Linked DNA regions of Mus musculus: region 2 is linked to region 1. The links are chromatin loops, found by intact Hi-C in ENCODE. Cell type or tissue: left cerebral cortex. All regions are shown on one strand. Links, peaks and the distances in the headings refer to the core of each region. The heading gives the core; the rest is flanking DNA. Region 1 overlaps Mettl24 (methyltransferase like 24). Region 2 overlaps Ddo (D-aspartate oxidase).

Region 1 (9,152 bases), core at 1,828-5,827:
TGCTGCTGGCTATGGGTTTTACCCAGACCCTTTCCCCACGGCAGACTGGAAATAATGAAGGAACAGACTACGCAAATAAATAGCGCAGATATAAGCTGAGGAGATTCTGTAAGCGTTGTTTTTTGTTTGTTTGTTTGTTTTTTGTTTTATGAGACAGGGTTTCTCTGTGTAGCCCTGGCTGTCCTGGAACTCACTCTGTAGACCAAGCTGGCCTCGAACTCAGAAATCCGCCTGCCTCTGCCTCCCGAGTGCTGGGATTAAAGGCATGCATCACCACGACCCGCACTGTAAGCGTTCTTAATAGTATGTCAGCAGCTGGGAGAACGTGTCTTCTAGGTATGACAGGGGAGCTTCACCACGAACTCTCAACAATTTGGTTGCCTGAACAAGACTAACAAAATGAAAACACGAGTGGGCGGGTCAACACGGAGGGAAGTTCCACCTGGTCCCACAGCTCGATGCTTTCTGACACAGCCCGACCCAGTTTCCCCAGGGACTCCTACACGGACCGTCCAATCACAAGTGCTCAGCCTCAGACGCATGCGCACATGAGCAAAGCTAAATAAATAGACTCGGTGGGTTATATAGGCTTATGTGCACACACACACACACACACACACACACACACACACACACACATAAGTAACAATAATAATTAAAGAAGAGCTCATGAGTCTGGGAGGAGAGGGCACTGGAGAGATTGGAGAGGGGAGGGAGGGTGGATCATGCACGAGGATCTCAAAAAATAAAATAAAATTAAGAAAACAACTTGTGGCCTCGAACTCAGAAATCCGCCTGCCTCTGCCTCCCCAGTGCTGGGATTAAAGGCGTGCGCCACCATGCCCGGCTTAAAATCCTTTTTAAAACTGCAATTTTTAGAGAGCATAGAAGGCACAGTCGTTATGCTTGAAGAGAATGATTGTCTTGAAAGGAGCCTTAAACATAACCTAGAGCACACTGTGTCATGTCCTCCACACAATTATCAAAGAAAATGAGCCTGCAAGAGGCAAAGTGACAAACCCAAGTCCCAAGGAGGAGGTGGCAGACAGCGGTGGAACTCAAATGGCTAGCCCCACACTTGCTCTCTACGCCATCCTGCCTCCATGCTGGCTCTGTTCTAACTCCCCACTCATGGTTGTCTTGATCCTATAGATAGGCCAAGCTACTAGAAACTTCAGAAGGGCCTATGCAGGAAAAGCACAGTGGCTGGCCTGCACTCACACAGTCATTGATGCAGTGGGAACAAATTTGTAAAACTGTTTATCCATAAGATAGCGGGCATGCTAAGAAACTCGCCCATGCATCTGACAACGTTATGTATAATAAATGCTCAGTAGTTAAAAGGGAGGGTTAAGTTGATCTAGGCCGTGCTGATGGATGGTGATATCAGGGTCACACGAGCCTCTGAATGACAGCAGCAATTGAGACTGTGTGCTTCATCGCCTTCTCCAACCCACACTGAATATGTAGCAAGAGTGAGGAATAAAATTAGTTGTTTTAAACCCTCTTAAATTTGAAATCCACATGAATGTTTGTTACTGCAGCATTACCTAGCCTGTCCTGACTGACAGGCACTGAGGGGGTAAAAGACATTTACTACTGAGATGGCCACATGGTCACAGAATCTTCCCAGTGCCACACCTTTAGAGACTGAATAGAGGGAACAGGCAAACAATGGGCTGTTTGGGATTCTTAGATAGAGAAAGAAAAGAAATACAGCCAAGGACAACTGAGAGTCAAGACACAGAGGAGCTAGGGCACACTCTGAAGGAACCTATAAGGAAATTTCTGTGGCAAAACTAGTCCTACTGTGTGATCTGTTCTCTAAGTGCATCTGGCTTATACCACACTGAGCCAGGGCTTCCCCTCCTGTCCAGGACCCTCCCTCTTCTTTATTAGTTTATTAATTTGGGGGCAGGGTAGGAGAATTCACTAACTTGTACTAGGTTCAAAGCTGGCTTATCCTTTCTGGTCCAGTGTTAGTCACAAGCTGCTTTTAAGAGTCCTAGTTTTTCAGGCCTCTGCTATGTGCAAAGTAAACTACGTGGGGCAGATGCTTTGCTGATATTCTTCTTGCCTCTCACTTTGTACTATTTGGTATGATCTGATGCAGGGGAGTTGGCTTAACTAGGAGCCTTATGAAGACACCACATGTCCCTTGCAATCCCCCACAGAACTGGTTCCAAGGGACATTTTTACATTAGTTTAAATGCCAGAGAGAAAAGAGCATGATACATCTCTCAGAGTTGAGAACGGCGTTTTTATTAATTTGGGGGCAGGGTAGGAGAATTCACTAACTTGGCTTTGTAGAAATACCTTAAAGTAGCTAAATATAACTGCTTTTACTCAGACAGAAATAAGCTGTGAAATCTGAGAGTCCTTGATTCAGTTCTGCTCACATAAAAATAAAAATCAGGGTCTAGAGAGATTGTGGGAACTAAAGGGGGTAGGGGAAGAAATGGGGAGAGCGAATAGCCCACGTCCGGCCAGAGTTCTTCCTATGCTCTGGGCAGGCGGACTGACGCTTTCTGGGAGGGCTGCCAGACATTTTCCACTCAGCCCTGGGTGGGCATCTAAGTCACTGACCCCACTCAACGAGGGGTGGACAAGGGGCAGCCCCTAACCAGGGGCCCAGAGCGACACCCTGTAGCCCCAGGGTTACAGGAGAGAGGGCTGAGGGAGAGAGGTTCTCACACAGGTGAGAGTCTGCGCATTGGGTCTTGATGAACAGAGACAGTCTTTGGTTTTAGAGCTTTATTGTAGAAAGGCAGGGGGAAAGGAGAGGAAGTGGAAAGAGAGAGACCGGCCATGGCCAAGAGGGGAGAAGGGGGAAAGAGAGAGAGAGAGAGAAGAAAGGCTAGAGAGTAAGAAAGAGAGAAGGAGAAAGTGAGAGGAGAGTAAGGGCACTAAGAGCAAGAGAGTGAGGAGTAAGAGAGTGAGGTAGGGCCAAGCAGCCCCTCTTATTGTATCCTGTTATCTTTACTGTTGCTAGGTAACTGGGAAGGAGTTAAGCCTGAAGGTCAGAAACTTGGGACATTGTCTATGTGACTGCTAGCCATGCTTCTCCTGTGGGGGCTGTGGGGGCTATGGGGGCTGTGGGAGCTGTGGGGGCTGTAACTTCTACAGGAGCCAGAGTTCCAGGAGACATGAGAGAATGAGTGAATTTATCACCACCAGGGGTTCAACATCTAGCCTCAACTGGAAACCAGGCTGTCTGTGCATAGCCCAATGCCCCACAAGAGATGGCTCAGCAGTTACAGGGAGCACTGTGTGCTCTTCCTGAAGACTCTGGTCTGATTCCCAGCACCCATGTGGTGGCTCACAATCACCTGTGACTCCAATTCCAGGGGTTGCAAACGGCCTCTTCTAGCCTTCTCAGGCACCAGGCATGAAGCACCCACACATAAAAAAAATAAATAAATAAAAATACTAATTTAAAGAAAAATCAAGGATGACAACTAGAGTTAGCCAAAATTTTGAGGAGAAATTACAGAAAGTATTTTTGAGAATTTAAAGCATGTCATGAAAGATTAGCGCTTGTGGGCCAAGGAGATGGCTCAGCAAAGGAAGTACTATCAGCCACACAGCAAACATGAAGATTGACGTTCAAGTCCCCAGAATGCCAGGAAATGGCAAGTGGGCATGGCAGCTGCTCAGCACAGAGGATCCCAGGAGCAAGCTCACTTACTACACACACTAGCAGGATTGCCAAGCTCTGGACTCAAGGCAGAAACACTGCCTCAGTGAACAAGGTGGAGAGTAATCAGGAAACACTGCTGGTATCAACCTTGGGATGCCACATCCGTGCACACACACATGTGCCCACACACATGCGAACATGCTCACACATGAATATTTTAAGCAGATTTATGGGGCTGGGACTGTAGCTCAGTGGCACGGTGACTTTCTGGGGTCCTCAGTATCACCAAACCAGAAATTTGTTTCTTTCTTTTCTTTTCTTTTCTTTTCTTTTCTTTTCTAATTAAACACTCATATACTAGTCATTATACATTATAGTAGAAACACTTTGAGAGGTTGACCGGGAGGGCTGAGATACAGTCACACTGTGTGTAGCCAAAGGCTGGCTTCCAATCCTTCTGTCTTGGCTTCCAGAGTGCTGAGGCTATAGGCACACACCACCACAGAAACACTAGTATCTCCACAAAATCAGTGACCTGACATTCGAAGTGTCTTTGCTGTAAACCCCTGCTGCTAACAGCTTTGTTTATTTTCACTAGCAATCATCGCATTTGTTCCCAGACCAGTCCATACCAGTTTGACAGATTTTGGAAATGACAGCTTAACTGGTCATTAGGCAAGTCCAGGAAAAGAACAGATTCTTTTGGTATAAAAATGAAATCAGGGCAGGTTAGGTACTTCTTATGGTTTGTGAGATGTCCCCCCACAGGATCATGCGTTTAAGCTTCCAACTTAAGGTGCTGTTTGAGGAACCTTTAGAAGGTGGGGGTCTGGCTGGAGGAATTGGGTCACTGGGATGTTGCCTGGAGGGTTACAGCCACCTGCTCCCACCCCAGTGCTCTGCTTGCTGGTTGGTACCACGTGTGTACGCAACATCTCTGGCAGGCTCTCACTGCGGTGGACTTCTGTCATGCCTTCCCCACAGTGATGCACAGCAACCGCAAGCAACCAGCCAAGCCAAGCCAAGCCCTTCCTCCCTTAAGTTGCTTCTGGCAGGAACTGTGTCACCGTGACAATTTTTAGAATGCAATATTAGGTATGGATTAGCGGACTGTGAATGAATATTTTAATTACTACCATCTCAAAGCATTCTGCACTTAAACTGCTTCGCAGGTGTCAAGCTATTGCTCCATTTGAAGAAACCAACTGGAAAGGGTGGGGAGATGGAGTTTCGATGGATTTTTGTAAGACAGGCTGCAAAGTAATATTGGCAGGTTAATATACAGGCACATCTGCAGCTAAAGCAGACCTCGTGCGTGTGTGTTTTGCGATTTACTGCTTTATCTCTTCTATAACTGACCTCATTACTGCAGTGGGTGATTGTCGACACAGGGCTTTGACTCAGCGTGATAACTGGATAGTTGGAGACACTGCACAAATACCTAGTCAGAGATGGTGCGATGCTATTGACCGGCACAGAAAGATGCCAGCCCAGTATAGGTGTGAGACTGGAGAAATAGAAACAAAAATCGGAATGTGCACAAGATGGAAGAGCTGGCCTATGCTTTCCTTCATATTTATTTTCACTAGAAGCTGAATTTTCAACCTTCAAAAATTTGCTTAGCATTGACTAGTTTTATAGCACAGAGCAAGCGCTGTTTACAAATGAAATAACACAAAAATCAATAGCAAGGAGAGGCCAGTGGCTTCTATTCGAACAAGAAAATACAGCTCTTCTTGACGGTGTAACTTACGGAGGCCAAGGTAAACAACCCTGGACATCTGTAGGATGCGTGTCACAGGGCCAGGGAGTGGTTAGCTGGGGCTAGCCCGGGCATGGATGCGTGTCATAGAGCCAGGGAATGCTTAGCTGGGCCAAGCCCGCCCGGGCATGGCCCCCACTCTGCAGGCTATGCTTCACAGCAGCATGCTCCACCCCTCTGGAGTGTCACTCAGTTCAGCCCCGCCCACAGTGAAGAGACACCGGAAGAGAAATTCCTGCTGTGTGGGGGAGGGGCCCTCTCACTGAAAGGAGCCAGCCCTCTCAACCTTATCTGTCCCCATCTTAACCTAACACTCACCTCCTGGAGGAGAGACCTGTCACAGAAATCCCTGACTAGGTGAAATGTCTGAGTTCTGGAAACCCCCATGAGTCATACTGAACCATTTCCACAGTTAAGAGTTTGCAGCTTCGGGAGGGTCACGACTGCCTTCACCCCTGAGCAACAAAATTAATTACTTCACCCAGCCAGGGATTTCTGTGAAGGGTCACCCCTAGGGGAGGAGAGTGTTAGGCTAAGACATGGACAATCAGGGCTGAGTGTGTGTGTGTGTGTGTGTGTGTGTGTGTGTGTGTGTGTGTGGTTGTGCATGTGAGTTGTGCGTAAGAGAATATGTGTGAATGAATGTGTGAGTATTTGAGTATGTGAGAGTGTGGCTGTGCATGTGTTGGGGTGTGCTTATGTGAATGAGAGGATGTATTCATGTGAGTGTGTATGTGAATGTATGTGTGAACGTGTATATGCATTGTGTGTATGTGAATATATGAGTGTACATGTGTATACATGTGTGTGTGCATGTGAATGTATGAGTGAATGTGTGTATGCATATGTGTGTGCATGTGAATGTATGAGTGAATGTGTATATGCATGTGTGTGTGTGCATGTGAATGTATGAGTGAGTGTGTTTATGCATATGTGTGTGCATGTGAATGTATGAGTGAATGTGTATATGCATGTGTGTGCATGTTAATGTATGAGTGTACATGTGTATGCATGTGTGTGTATGTGAATGTATGAGTGTGTGTGTGTATGCATGTGTGTGTGTGTCTTAGGGTTTCTATTCCTGCACAAACATCATGACCAAGAGGCAAGTTGGGGAGGAAAGGGTTTATTCAGCTTACACTTCCATACTGCTGTTCATCACCAAGGAAGTCAGGAGTGGAACTCAAGCAGGTCAGGAAGCAGGAGCTGATGCAGAGGCCATGGAGGGATGTTCTTTACTGGCTTGCTTCCCCTGGATTGCTCAGCCTGCTCTCTTATAGAACCAAGACTACCAGCCCAGAGATGTTCCTACCCACAAGGGGACCTCCCACCTTGATCACTAATTGAGAAAATGCCTTACAGCTAGATCTCATGAAGGCACTTCCCTAACTGAAGCTCCATGTATGTGAGCTGTGTGTGTAAACTGTATGTGTATAAATGTATATGTTAATGTGCATAAATTTGTGTGTAATGTTCAATATTCAGCAATGCTTTCCACAGCTTTCATCAAACCATCTTTGTCACAAATTTGTAACTATAAATAAATAAATATGGACATGCACAGCTGTGTTCTCAGCCCATGTCTTCACTGCTTGTTCACTGGCAGCACCCTGAGGATCTGAGGAGGACCAAGCATCAGTGCTCCCTGGCAGTCCTCCACTCTGGAACATCAGAGGAGGACCAAGTACCAGTGCTCCCTGGCAGTCCTCCACTCTGGAACATCAGAGGAGGACCAAGTACCAGTGCTCCCTGGCAGTCCTCCACTCTGGAACATCAGAGGAGGACCAAGTACCAGTGCTCCCTGTCAGTCCTCCACTCTGCGGAATCCCCCACCCCCACCCCACTCTCTTTTTACTTTTTGTTGAAGACTGCAATCTGTTCCTATTTCTTCACTTCTATTTTTAAGTTGAAAATTTTTGGTTTCAAAATAGCTATAACCTAAAAATTCCTTGAATAAAAGACATAGAAAATTGAATTTCCAAAGTGCCTTTTCCAACTCCTTCCATGTCTGTGTGGTTTTGTTATTAAAGCATTAAAAACAAACCTTAGAAACACTTTTTGGTTTTACTGTGAAGTTAATGACGGCACCAAACACACATGTTATTTAACTCTTAGTACCACATATTACCTGTAAAAGTAAGACCTATACAGACGGATAATACAGTGTTTTCATGGTTTCGCCTCTGTGCATCACCATCCCAAGGAAGAATTGGATGCTGCTGCGTGTGCTAAGTGTCAGTCTGCCCTGCTCGCTCGGCTTTTGTAAATAAGAACATTCCTTGTCCAAGAATAAGACCTGGGCATCAGATTTTCCAAAACAATTTTCTGTTTCCAAGGTAGCCAAATAAATTCAAGCCATTTCAGTTTCAAAACTCATGTGGCTGCCTGCTCCTTACTGAGGGTCCTTTAAGTGCACATTAGTTAAATAAGCCAGCTTCTTACTATTTTTGCGCAAAATGAATATTCACCACCCAAAAGAACATTCCCGATCATAATTACATAATCAGTCCAAATTTGTTTTTAAGCAGTGTAAGGCATACTTGAAATTCTACCTAAAAGACATAGCTGAAGCCAAACTCTAAAATATATTGGTTGCTTTGGAAAATATCTTAGCTATTTCACTTTGATATAGAACCTGAATTCTATAGAAATCAACCAATTTTCTGCAATTTGGTTTTCAACAGTAATAACTGATAATAGAGAGTAGGCATGATTTAAATCTGACCTCAGCAGACCTGGTTCACACTCTTATTTCATATAGAACCAGAAACGCAACCAGGTTCCCTGTTGATGGAAAGAGAGTAATGAATGCTGTACACACAGCACTACATAAGGCCCACTTAGGGTAACAAAAGAGTAAGCCTTTGTAAGGTAGAAAGCCTTGTCTGGACCACCTCACAAATCATTGCAAAGACAAAAAGAAATCACATGGATGAGAGTGAGGAAGAGGAGAAAAAGCCAATGTACATAGAAGACCTGGGTGGTCTAGTACTGCAGTGACTTGATGTGTCACAGGAAGTCTGTACGGGGGGGGGGGGGGTGGCGGGGGGGGGGGGGCTCCACTTCTCAGAAGACAAAGGGAGTGGGGAGGAATGAGTGGAAGACTGGGAGGAGGAGGGCTGCAATCAGGATGTAAAGTGAATAAATTAATTGATGGATAATAAAAGAAATTGCTGGTCTAAGAGGTGCAGTGAGCTATAATGCTGATACCTGTTTTTTCTTTTTTTCTTTTTCTCTTTCTCTTCCTCTTCCTCTTCCTCTTTCTCTTTCTCTTTCTCTTTCTTTTTCCTTTTCTTTTTCTTTTGCAAACCATAGTGCTCCCCACCATCTTTCCTGCCAAAATCTGGAGCAGTAATTGCCAGCAAGCTCAAAACAATGGAACCTTGAGGTTCTCCTTCATCTGCAAACAAAGAACTGGATGTGCCAAAGCCTGCAATTGTTGCTAGGTCTGAAGAGCTGTGGGAACTTCTGAAAGGCCAAGCTGGGAGCCACGCAGACAGGCAGACACATCCCGGGAGCCACACAGACGGGCAAACACATCCTGGGAGCCACACAGACAGACAGATACATCCCTGCTGCGCTTGACCATGCTGATCCATGAGCAGCAGCAGGCTGGGGTGACTCGGGCCCTCTCGGGGTTTGCTTATCTTCATCTGAACAGGGCAGAGAATGGAACTTCACATCTGTCACTTGTGGGCTTCTAGGAATCTTTTCAATCCACATACCACAAGATGTGCCATTTGAAGTGTG
Region 2 (9,152 bases), core at 3,398-7,397, 65 kb after region 1:
CCCTGCCCCTTTCTCCTCTCCTTTTCTTCTTCTTCCTCCACTTTCTCTCCTCTCTTCTTCTTCCTTTTCCTCCTCCTCGTCTTCCTCCTCTTCTCCTTCCTCCTCCTCCTTCTCTTCCCCCTTTTCCACCTTTCCTCTCCTCTACTCTCTTTCCTTTATTTTCTGATGGAAAGTTTCTGAGGAGCGTAGAATTGACTGTGCACATTCAGACGTCACAAAGGGTCAGGATCTGAAGCCACCTTGATGCATCCTCAGACCTCCATGGCCCCTTGTCAAGCTTCCCTCTCTGCCACCGTGGTTTCTTCTGCCTTGCCTGTCTTCCCCCACATAAATCTGAATCATCTGGTTGTCAGCTATGGTCTACATGTTTCTAGAACTTGTAGTCACTTGGAAACCATTACAAAATCCCTTAGTAAACATTTTAATTTTTATTTTATGTGTATGGGTGTTTTGCCTGCATGTATGTCTGTGCACCACCTATGAGCCTGGTGCCCAACAGGCCAGAGGAGGATGTTAGATTCCCTGTAACTGGAGTTGCAGATGGTAGTGAGCAACTTGAGGGTGCTGTGAATCTAACCCTGAGCCTCCAGAAGAGCAGCAATCTTAGCTGCTGAGCCATCTCTCCAGCCCACTTAGAACAAGTTCTTACTCTAGCTGGTGAAACTCTATGAATAGTTTAATACTTTAAACAGATCTAAGAACTTGGCCTTTTCTTGCCACCAATTTGGCAGACTAGATTCCCACCATCTTTCGAATCTCTGTGGAGTCCTGGGACTAAATCTCACACAGAAACATGAAAGCAGAATGCCACGTGAGTCTTCTGGAGCGTTTCCTTGAGGGAAGACAAAATGATGCGCTAGCTGGAGTCTCTCCTTTCATGAGCACAGGACCATATCCAAGGTGCTTGGGCCACTGGTGATTACAGCCCTAACCAGCCCACTTCCTGGCTTCCTTCATGCTAATTTATGCAAATATTTGGGGACTTTCTATTCCTTGCAACTGAACCTATATCTAATGTTCTTGTTCTCACAAAAAAGCCCAGGACATGGGTGAGATGGCTGAGCTGATCCCTGCAGGGATCCAGAAAGGGGCCTGGGCAGAGCCAGCTAAGCACTCAGAAGATGTACATGATGCCAGATAACCTGGGTCTGAGTGAAGAGAAATACTAAGGCCCATCACAAAACTGGGAGTGGGTTGATGCCATACAATATAAGCCAAGGTAAGTTCAGTTCCAGGGTGAAGGCTGTGAGCAGCTGGCTCCGGGCCAGGTCATCAGGTGCCCTGAGCTGAGGAAGTCAATTGCTCCACTAACAATTGAGAAAGCCTCTGTTATATTTTTAAGGGATCTGGTTAACGTGTTCCCTTGGCTACTTAGGGCTGTGATTTATAGACAGCAAAGTCACTTAGGATAATAAAACCCCCAGGTCTGGCAGCAAACTGCTGAGATTTTTCAAGAAGAAAGATACCATTTAAACATCTCAATCCGCTTTTCTCCGGTGAGTGATATCCTGAGGAAAAAGGCTTCAAAAGTATCTCCATCCGTCACACATTCAAGAAGAAAGATGAGAGAGATTGAGGAAGGAAATACTAGAAAAGCTGTGTTCATTTCAAACCTTTGACATTAGCAGAGACTGTGGCAGGTTTGTAAGAACTACAACTCCCAGCAGGCAGGGCGCTACTGTTCTCCATTATTTCTAAAAACTATTAATTGACTGAGAAAAATTGGCTTAAATATCAATTGGTGTTTGTGGCCAGCCTGGGCTGCTACAGACCCTGTAGGAAAGGCTGAGTATAGTGATGCACGCCTTTAATCCCCATACTCAGGAAACAGAGAGACAGGCAGAGGCAGGGGCAGGGGCAGGGGCAGGGGCAGGGGCAGAGGCAGAGTATCTCTGTGAGTGCAAGGCCAGCTTGGTCTACATGGTAACATCCAGGACAACCAGAACTACATAGTGAGTTCCTGTCTTGATAAAGGGGGGGGGGGGGGAGGAGGAAAAGAAGAGAAAAGGGTTAGGGAGAGGAAAGGAGAAGGAAGGAAGGAAGGAAGGAAGGAAGGAAAGAAAAGGGAAAGAGGCAAAGAGTTAGGGAAGGGGAAGCAGAAAGAGAGAGAGGAGAGAGAGAGAGAGAAAGAGAGCTCATCTGAATGCATCTATTCTGTAATAGGAATATGTGTCATTTTAAAATAGCTTATCTTCTATACATTACACACAGCTGGGCTGTGGTCTTTCTGTTCAACATCTTTTCTTTCCAAGTGAATAAAATCCCAAACTCTCAACATAACCTTTGTCCACAGAAGCGCCATGCTGACAATGACAGTGTCTCAAAGTAGCTGTGTTCCCCAGGTCACAGCACAGCAGGCACACACTCAGCCACAAAGGCCCCACACTTGAAAGCAGGGATTTAAGAGAGAAATCAGTTGTCCTCTGTGTCTAAAAAGCACCAAAAAAAAAAATCATAAATGGTGTTCCAAAATTGGAAACAGAGAAGTAAAACAGGTGTCCCATTCTCAGACAGCAGCAATTTCCAGTAAAAAATCCTACTTACATAAAGTGAAATCTTCTTAGAAATAAAGACCAGTTATGGGTGGTTTATTTCATGTGCTAATTGCCTGGGTTACAAGCACCCAAATAGCTGGTCGAATGTGGACATGGGTGTGGATATGGGAATGTCTCCAGAAGAGATGAGCCTTTGATTTAGTTCCCTCCTTCTACTGTGGGTTCTGCTGTGGGTCCTGGAAGATGAACTTCGGTTGTCAGGTGCTGGCCCCTGTCTGCTTCTCCCCCTCAGGGTAGCGAAGCCTGTGGTGCATCAGGCTGAATTGGAGGAAGAGAAGCTCAGAAGGACCTGGGTACGTGCAGGCAGTATCTTGATCAACTGCAAGTGTGCAAAGAACACGCACATGCGGGAACAGCTTCAGAGAACTGTTTCCGTTGATTGGGGGAGCAAAGGCTATTTAAACCTTTGGGGGTGGGTAGGGGCTATAGGCATATGTATATCATTGGTCAGAGCCAGGGTTCTGGAAATGCCTCATTTGCACAAAGAGGAATACATGACCTTATAAGACAAAAGGAAGTTTGCCAGGCTAAGTGGGGCAAAGATGGGGGTGGAGATGGGGGCACAGGACTACATATGCCAGGACATGTAGGCCCAGGAATGGAGTGGGAGAGATCCTACTCCTGTCAGTTTCGGGATGAGATTTTCAGGGTTTGGACAGGCTTTGACTCCACTCTTGCTCCAGGCCTGCTCCTTCTGGTACCACGGTTCTCTGACCCACAGTCAGGTTTGAGTGGCAAATGCTTTTATCCACTGAGCTATTTTACTGACCAGAGATGATGACTGAGTTCTGAAGTGTGGCATGAGACAGCCAGTGCAGGCCTGAATGGATGGAAGGGGGGGTGGGGGGGATGAATCTCTTCTCTGCCGGAACTGGGCTGTCTCCTGACCTTCACACCCAGACTGGAGCTGCCCTGGTTCTCAGGCTTCAGGCCTGGACTAGAGCTGAACCACTTGCTTTCCTGGATGAAGGTGGAGAGTTCCATCATCTGCAAAATGGAGATCTTAGAGCCATCTGCTCAGCCTCCATGATCACATGATCTGTCATGGCCCCCTTATGATAAATCTCTATAGAGCTGTATGTTGGCTTTATTTCTTTGAAGAATGCTGACTAATATACCAGCCAAAAGAAAAATGAGGGCTAGTTCTTTAATGCTTGTGTGGGAGTCGGCCTGAATCCCTTGCATTTGGCAGGTACTCAAAGAAGGCAGAGGAGTTAGAAAGCTTTGGAATAGAAGAGGGGGAAGGCATCAGTAATGTGCTGATTGGAGACCTTCCACATGGGAAACGGCAAGCAGGCCCACAAAGACAGACATCCACAATCACTGGATAGTGGTGCATATTTTGATTCCTTGGGTTGATCCAAATTTAGAAGGAAAGACAAAATTAAGGAAGATCTTGGTTATCAATCATGCTCTGAGCATTTTGTGTCAATCCTTACAGAAGTATTGTTTAGGTTTCTGGATTGGAGCCATGCAAGTCTGACACACAGCAGGCTGGTTTCCTGTGCTGCATCTTGGGGGATGATTCCCTGGACAGAAGGCTGCAGGTCATGGCTCAGACCTCTGTTGTCTTACGTGTGCAGGCTGTTGTCCATGTGTATAGTCTACCTCTCATCTTTCAGACAGGCGCTGTCTCTCAGCAGCTAACCTCCAGCTGTTGAGGTAATTTCCAGCATTTCTAGAGAGCCATTACAGGAGATAGCTAATTCTCACAGGCCGCCTTCTCCAGAGTGCATAAGGATGAACCTGCTGAAGCCAGCACACTCTCCCAGCTCTGCAACATGGTGGCAAGGGAGAATGGGAGGGAAGGTAAGCTTATAGCAGCAGCAGTAGCTCTAAGGGAAAGGCTCAGTCAGAGCCCTGTGGACAGCTCTAAACACACACTAATGCCGCTGCACCTCCTCCTCCTTCACCCCTTGTCTTCGAAATTCTGCTGTAACAGAGCAAGGCTGAGCAACAGGATCCACCCCCACCCCCACCCCCACCCTTAACTCCCTATGTGATCTTAAGATGCAGCCCAGAAGGGCAGCTCATGACCAACATGAATAATATCCTTTGAGAAATACCAAGGAAGCCTTCAGCAATTAGTGACAATGAAATCGGGGCAGGTAGCCAGGACGCCTCTGATCTTTCAGTCTTACAGTGTGGAGCTTTAGAGATATAAAATGGGTGTGAAACTGAGCCAGAATGGCAAACAGGAAGAGGTCATGGAGTGTGGGAGACTTGAGATGCAAAATGCAGAGGCTGGGCATCCACATGGTGCAAGAACCGGATGAGGAGACATTTAAAGCACGTTCGAGCCACATGGTGTCCCAGCACTGAGGGGCTGTAGACCCAGGTCCCCACCCCTACCCAAGGTGCTGTTTACAGTCGACACCTGATGGCAAAGTGGAAGTCAGTGTTCTCCATTGGTGTGGCACTCCACATATCAACCACACTCCACGGCATGCCCAGGCGTACACAATGAATTCTGTAGCTTCGAGTTTTGCTTGGGTTACTTTTTTTTTTAAATGGGCTTTTTGGTTTTGTCCATTTATTTTAGGTTTTTGGGGTTTTTTGGATTTTTTTGTCTTGTTGGGGGTTTGAGGGGGTTACACTTTTTTCATTTTTGAGTTCTTGTGGGTGTTTTAGGTTTTTTGAGAGAGACCATAAAGGTGTGGGGATAGGGAAGTGAGGAGAGTCTGAGTTGCCTAGGAAAGGGGGAAGCATGAGAAAGTACATTGTATGAAAAATGTGACTTGCCCCGTGAGGGACAAGACTCCCGCTGTATCAAGTGACACCCTTTGTTTTTATTTGTAACCATTAAAAAGGTTACCTTGTCATGTTAAGATGCCAGTTTTTCATGCTACATTTCCCATGCAGTGCACATGTTCTAAATTGATGTAAATACAGGCATTTCTTGTCTACTTTAAATAGAGTTCAGAATAGTTTAATTTTGGCCATAGGAACTCTAGTCTCCACAATAAAAAGAAAAAGAAGGAAGAGAACAAGGAAGAGGAGAAGGAGGAGGAGGAGGAAGAAGAGGAGGAGGAAGAGAAGAGAAGAGAAGAGAAGAGAAGAGAAGAGAAGAGAAGAGAAGAGAAGAGAAGAGAAGAGAAGAGAAGAGATCACACACACTTCCTTATTTTATTTTTATTTTATTTTATATCTTGTCATTTCTAAATTTTCAGATGCTCTGGTTTATTTGAGATTGATACAACATCGCCCCCTGGTGAAAATTAATAGAAATGAGACTGCTTGATTTAACAAGAATTTTTGTAGCCCATTAAACACTGTTTGGTATGAAACCCCAGCTCAGTGCTCTCTTCAAACAAAATCGCACACGAAACCTCAACAAAAACGCAAACACAAGCTTCTTGTCCATAAGTTTTATAATGTTTTTAAAAGATTTATTTAATTCCTCTGTGTGTGTGTGTGTGTGTGTGTGTGTGTGTGTGTGTGTGTACCTACAAAGGCCAGAAGAGTATGTTGGAAACCCTGAAGCTGTAGTTACAGGAGGTTGTAGGCACTTCATGGGCACTAGGAAACAAACTCTTGTCTGCTGGAAGAGCAACAAGCAATCTTAATTGTTGAGCCATCTCTCCAGCCCTGTCCCTATACTTATGGCCAATCGTAAGACTCCTAGGAGGTTCAAAACAGGCTTTATTATTCAACAACAACAACAAAAAAGTACTTCTCTCCAAAATGTAATGACATCCCTGCTCCAGGATTGCTTACTTCAGTGAACAATCTTCTCCCAGGCCAAAAACCCTCCCGAGGACCTACAATGAACCCGGGACGGTAAAGGTTCTGAGTAGCCTGAAGTTAGGGAGCCAGGTAAAATTATTCAACTCAGCAATTCTCAAACTTACATTATCACAAGACATATTCCCTTTCTCCCCAATACTTGCGACATGAACACTTTGTGTCGTATGTCATTTAAAAAAATGATTGTTTCGTCTCCATTAGCAAATTAGCTCCTAGGTCGCATAGACGATTCAGTCTCCAACAGTGCTCATTCACTGCGCAGTCAGCAGCTCTTGATCATTTGTGGTAATGAAGTATGCAGCCTCCACGATTGCTATGGTAAATCCCTCCTGGCAGCTTGACAAGATAGGGGATTGCTTAAGACAGACGTAAAGCCCGCCCTTTGGGTGGGGCTGAAGGTGTTTCTAGATATGGATGACCTAATCGATGACTCAATCCATGGACAGATTTGAGAATTAAATGAACTGTTGGGAGATGGTAGAGGTATAGGAGGAAAGTTGGGACGGGGAGTAGACAACTGGGAATGAGCGCTTAGACACTGTCACCCCATCTGCCCTGCTACCTGTTCACACTGCTTTCTTGCAGATGTGAGTTGAACAGCTCTGTTCTACAAGGCCCTCCCTGGCGCTATGGGCTGCAGCTATGAACAATGCTTTAGGTTGTTTCTGTTAGGTGTTTGGTCCCAGAAACAACAAAACAGACACAAAGTTGCTCCAAAACTGGCGCAGCCTTCGAGGGCAACTCCACCTCTGTCAGCTACCATGAATACCAGCTGGCGTGAGGAAGCTGCTGCTGCCTACCCTCGGTTAAATACCGGGGGTCCACACTGTGTGGTCCCATCTAGTGGGATGATAACTTCCTCTGTTGGCTCTATGACCTGAGAGGATCATGCACAGCTCTAGGGCTGACAGGGAGCCAAGTATATTTCTCACACATTAATCTTCTCTTATGTGCTTATGTGCTTCTGAGCCAAAAATACGAACTCCCTATCGCTTACATCATTCATATAAGTTAGCATTCGATCCTCCCCAAATCTACCCCATAGAACAAGTATTTTTAAATAGCACATATTTTGACAAAAACCGAGCTTTGTGTTCTGTGTCATTACTGACAAGCTTTCTAAGTCTACTGATACTCATTGCGTAAAAACAAAGAAGGTCAGACTCAACGTTCAAGCAGTATGAAAGTTACGAGACCCGGTTACGGACCTTAAATTGTGCTTTGACCCATATCACCTGGATTAGCTGCTGTTACTTGGTGTCAGCTACAGCTTCGACAAGGAAGCAGGGGTCCTGAGGGTATGGATACACTCCATCACCAGCCTGGTGGCTTCCAGAGCAGAGCCCCAGTGCACAGAGATGCCCCCACTCCCGTGGCCGTAGTTGTGGACCACAGGCAGCGTCTGTTGTCCCCGGACTAGGATCTCCTTCTGCAGCCGCACACCTGGCCTGCTGGGTCTCAGCCCCACTTTCTCTTTTATGTCGTAGGCTCTGTGGAGGGAAGGCTCGAGAGTGCAGCATCGAGAAAAAATCTCTCTGCTAAGTTCTGCATCTGGGGATCGATTCCAGTCTCCTTTCTGTCTAGTTCCTCCCAGGGTTACATAGGACATACCAGGGTAAACATAAGTCAGCCCGCCCCCATCTCGGATGAAATGCTTCACCCAGGGGGCCCGTGCCTGGAGCACCTGGCCCCTTACCGGGGAAATCATGGGGTCACCTACAAGTCGCCGGCTTCCCAGGCCTGAGCAATTGACCACGATATCAAAAGATGGCTGCAGCTCCCACAGGTCTTCTATTCTCCTGGTGAGTAGCAGACCTCCACTCCCCTTTATCCTGGGAAAGAGAGACTGGGGTGAGCCTTGGTAGCCACCGCTCACCCACTTCCCAGAAATGAAGGGTGACTGGAACAAAAGGCTTTCGGGCGCTTTGAGGGTTCACCCGCATCGCATCAAAGTCGGGCTCTGTGCTTGGCCAGTAGAGATTCCTGTGGTTAATCTTTGGAAATCCAAACCAAAGAAAAATCACAAATTGTTCCTCTAATATTCCACAGAGTTCCTTTATCTAGATGCAAAACAAATACCAAATTGAGCTGTGCTTTAAACACCCAAGCACTCCTTGCTCAGATGCTCCTGCTCCTGCTCCTGCTCCTGCTCCTGCTCCTGCTCCTGCTCCTGCTCCTGCTCCTGCTCCTGCTCCTGCTCCTGCTCCTGCTCCTGCTCCTGCTCCTGCTCCTGCTCCTGCTCCTGCTCCTCCTCCTCCTGCTCCTCCTCCTCCTCCTGCTTCTCCTCCTGCTCCTCCTCCTCCTCCTGCTCCTCCTCCTCCTGCTCCTCCTGCTCCTGCTCCTGCTCCTGCTCCTGCGCTCCTGCTCCTGCTCCTGCTCCTCCTCCTGCTCCTCCTGCTCCTGCTCCTGCTGCTCCTGCTCCTGCTCCTGCTGCTCCTGCTCCTGCTCCTGCGCTCCTGCTCCTGCTCCTGCTCCTCCTCCTCCTGCTCCTCCTGCTCCTGCTCCTGCTCCTGCTCCTGCTCCTGCTCCTGCTCCTGCTCCTGCGCTCCTGCTCCTGCTCCTGCTCCTCCTTCTGCTCCTCCTCCTCCTGCTCCTCCTGCTCCTGCTCCTGCTCCTGCTGCTCCTGCTCCTGCGCTCCTGCTCCTGCTCCTCCTCCTCCTGCTCCTCCTGCTCCTGCTCCTGCTCCTGCTCCTGCCTCCTGCTCCTGCTCCTCCTTCTGCTCCTCCTCCTCCTGCTCCTCCTGCTCCTGCTCCTGCTCCTGCTCCTGCGCTCCTGCTCCTGCTCCTGCTCCTCCTTCTGCTCCTCCTCCTGCTCCTGCTCCTGCTCCTGCTCCTGCTCCTGCTCCTGCTT

What was found. A loop is a pair of places that touch in the nucleus more often than their neighbours do. Peaks named below come from ENCODE experiments on the same cell type or tissue, not always from the same donor. Only the 100,000 strongest peaks of a DNase experiment are listed, where the experiment ranks them.
Region 2: a loop joins it to region 1, with 2.7 times the contacts of the local background. A loop is called at or near these places in 3 of 42 quality-filtered maps.

What each region holds. Positions count from the first base shown.
Region 1 is chr10:40,709,897-40,719,048 of GRCm38, reverse strand. All of the region lies in intron 1 of Mettl24 (methyltransferase like 24), which reads right to left. Among named protein-coding and RNA genes, the nearest start is that of Mettl24, 31 kb to the right of the region's middle. In left cerebral cortex, for the core only: no CTCF peak of the experiment used is centred there; DNase peaks (open chromatin) are centred at 2,119 and 3,671; H3K27ac peaks cover 1,406 bases.
Region 2 is chr10:40,646,456-40,655,607 of GRCm38, reverse strand. It overlaps Ddo (D-aspartate oxidase), which reads right to left. Exons shown (of 5, transcript NM_027442.5): 5 at 5,677-8,134. The coding sequence ends at 7,567. Among named protein-coding and RNA genes, the nearest start is that of Ddo, 21 kb to the right of the region's middle. In left cerebral cortex, for the core only: a CTCF peak has its summit at 5,765 (motif pointing left); DNase peaks (open chromatin) are centred at 3,732, 4,807, 5,825 and 7,222; H3K27ac peaks cover 1,508 bases.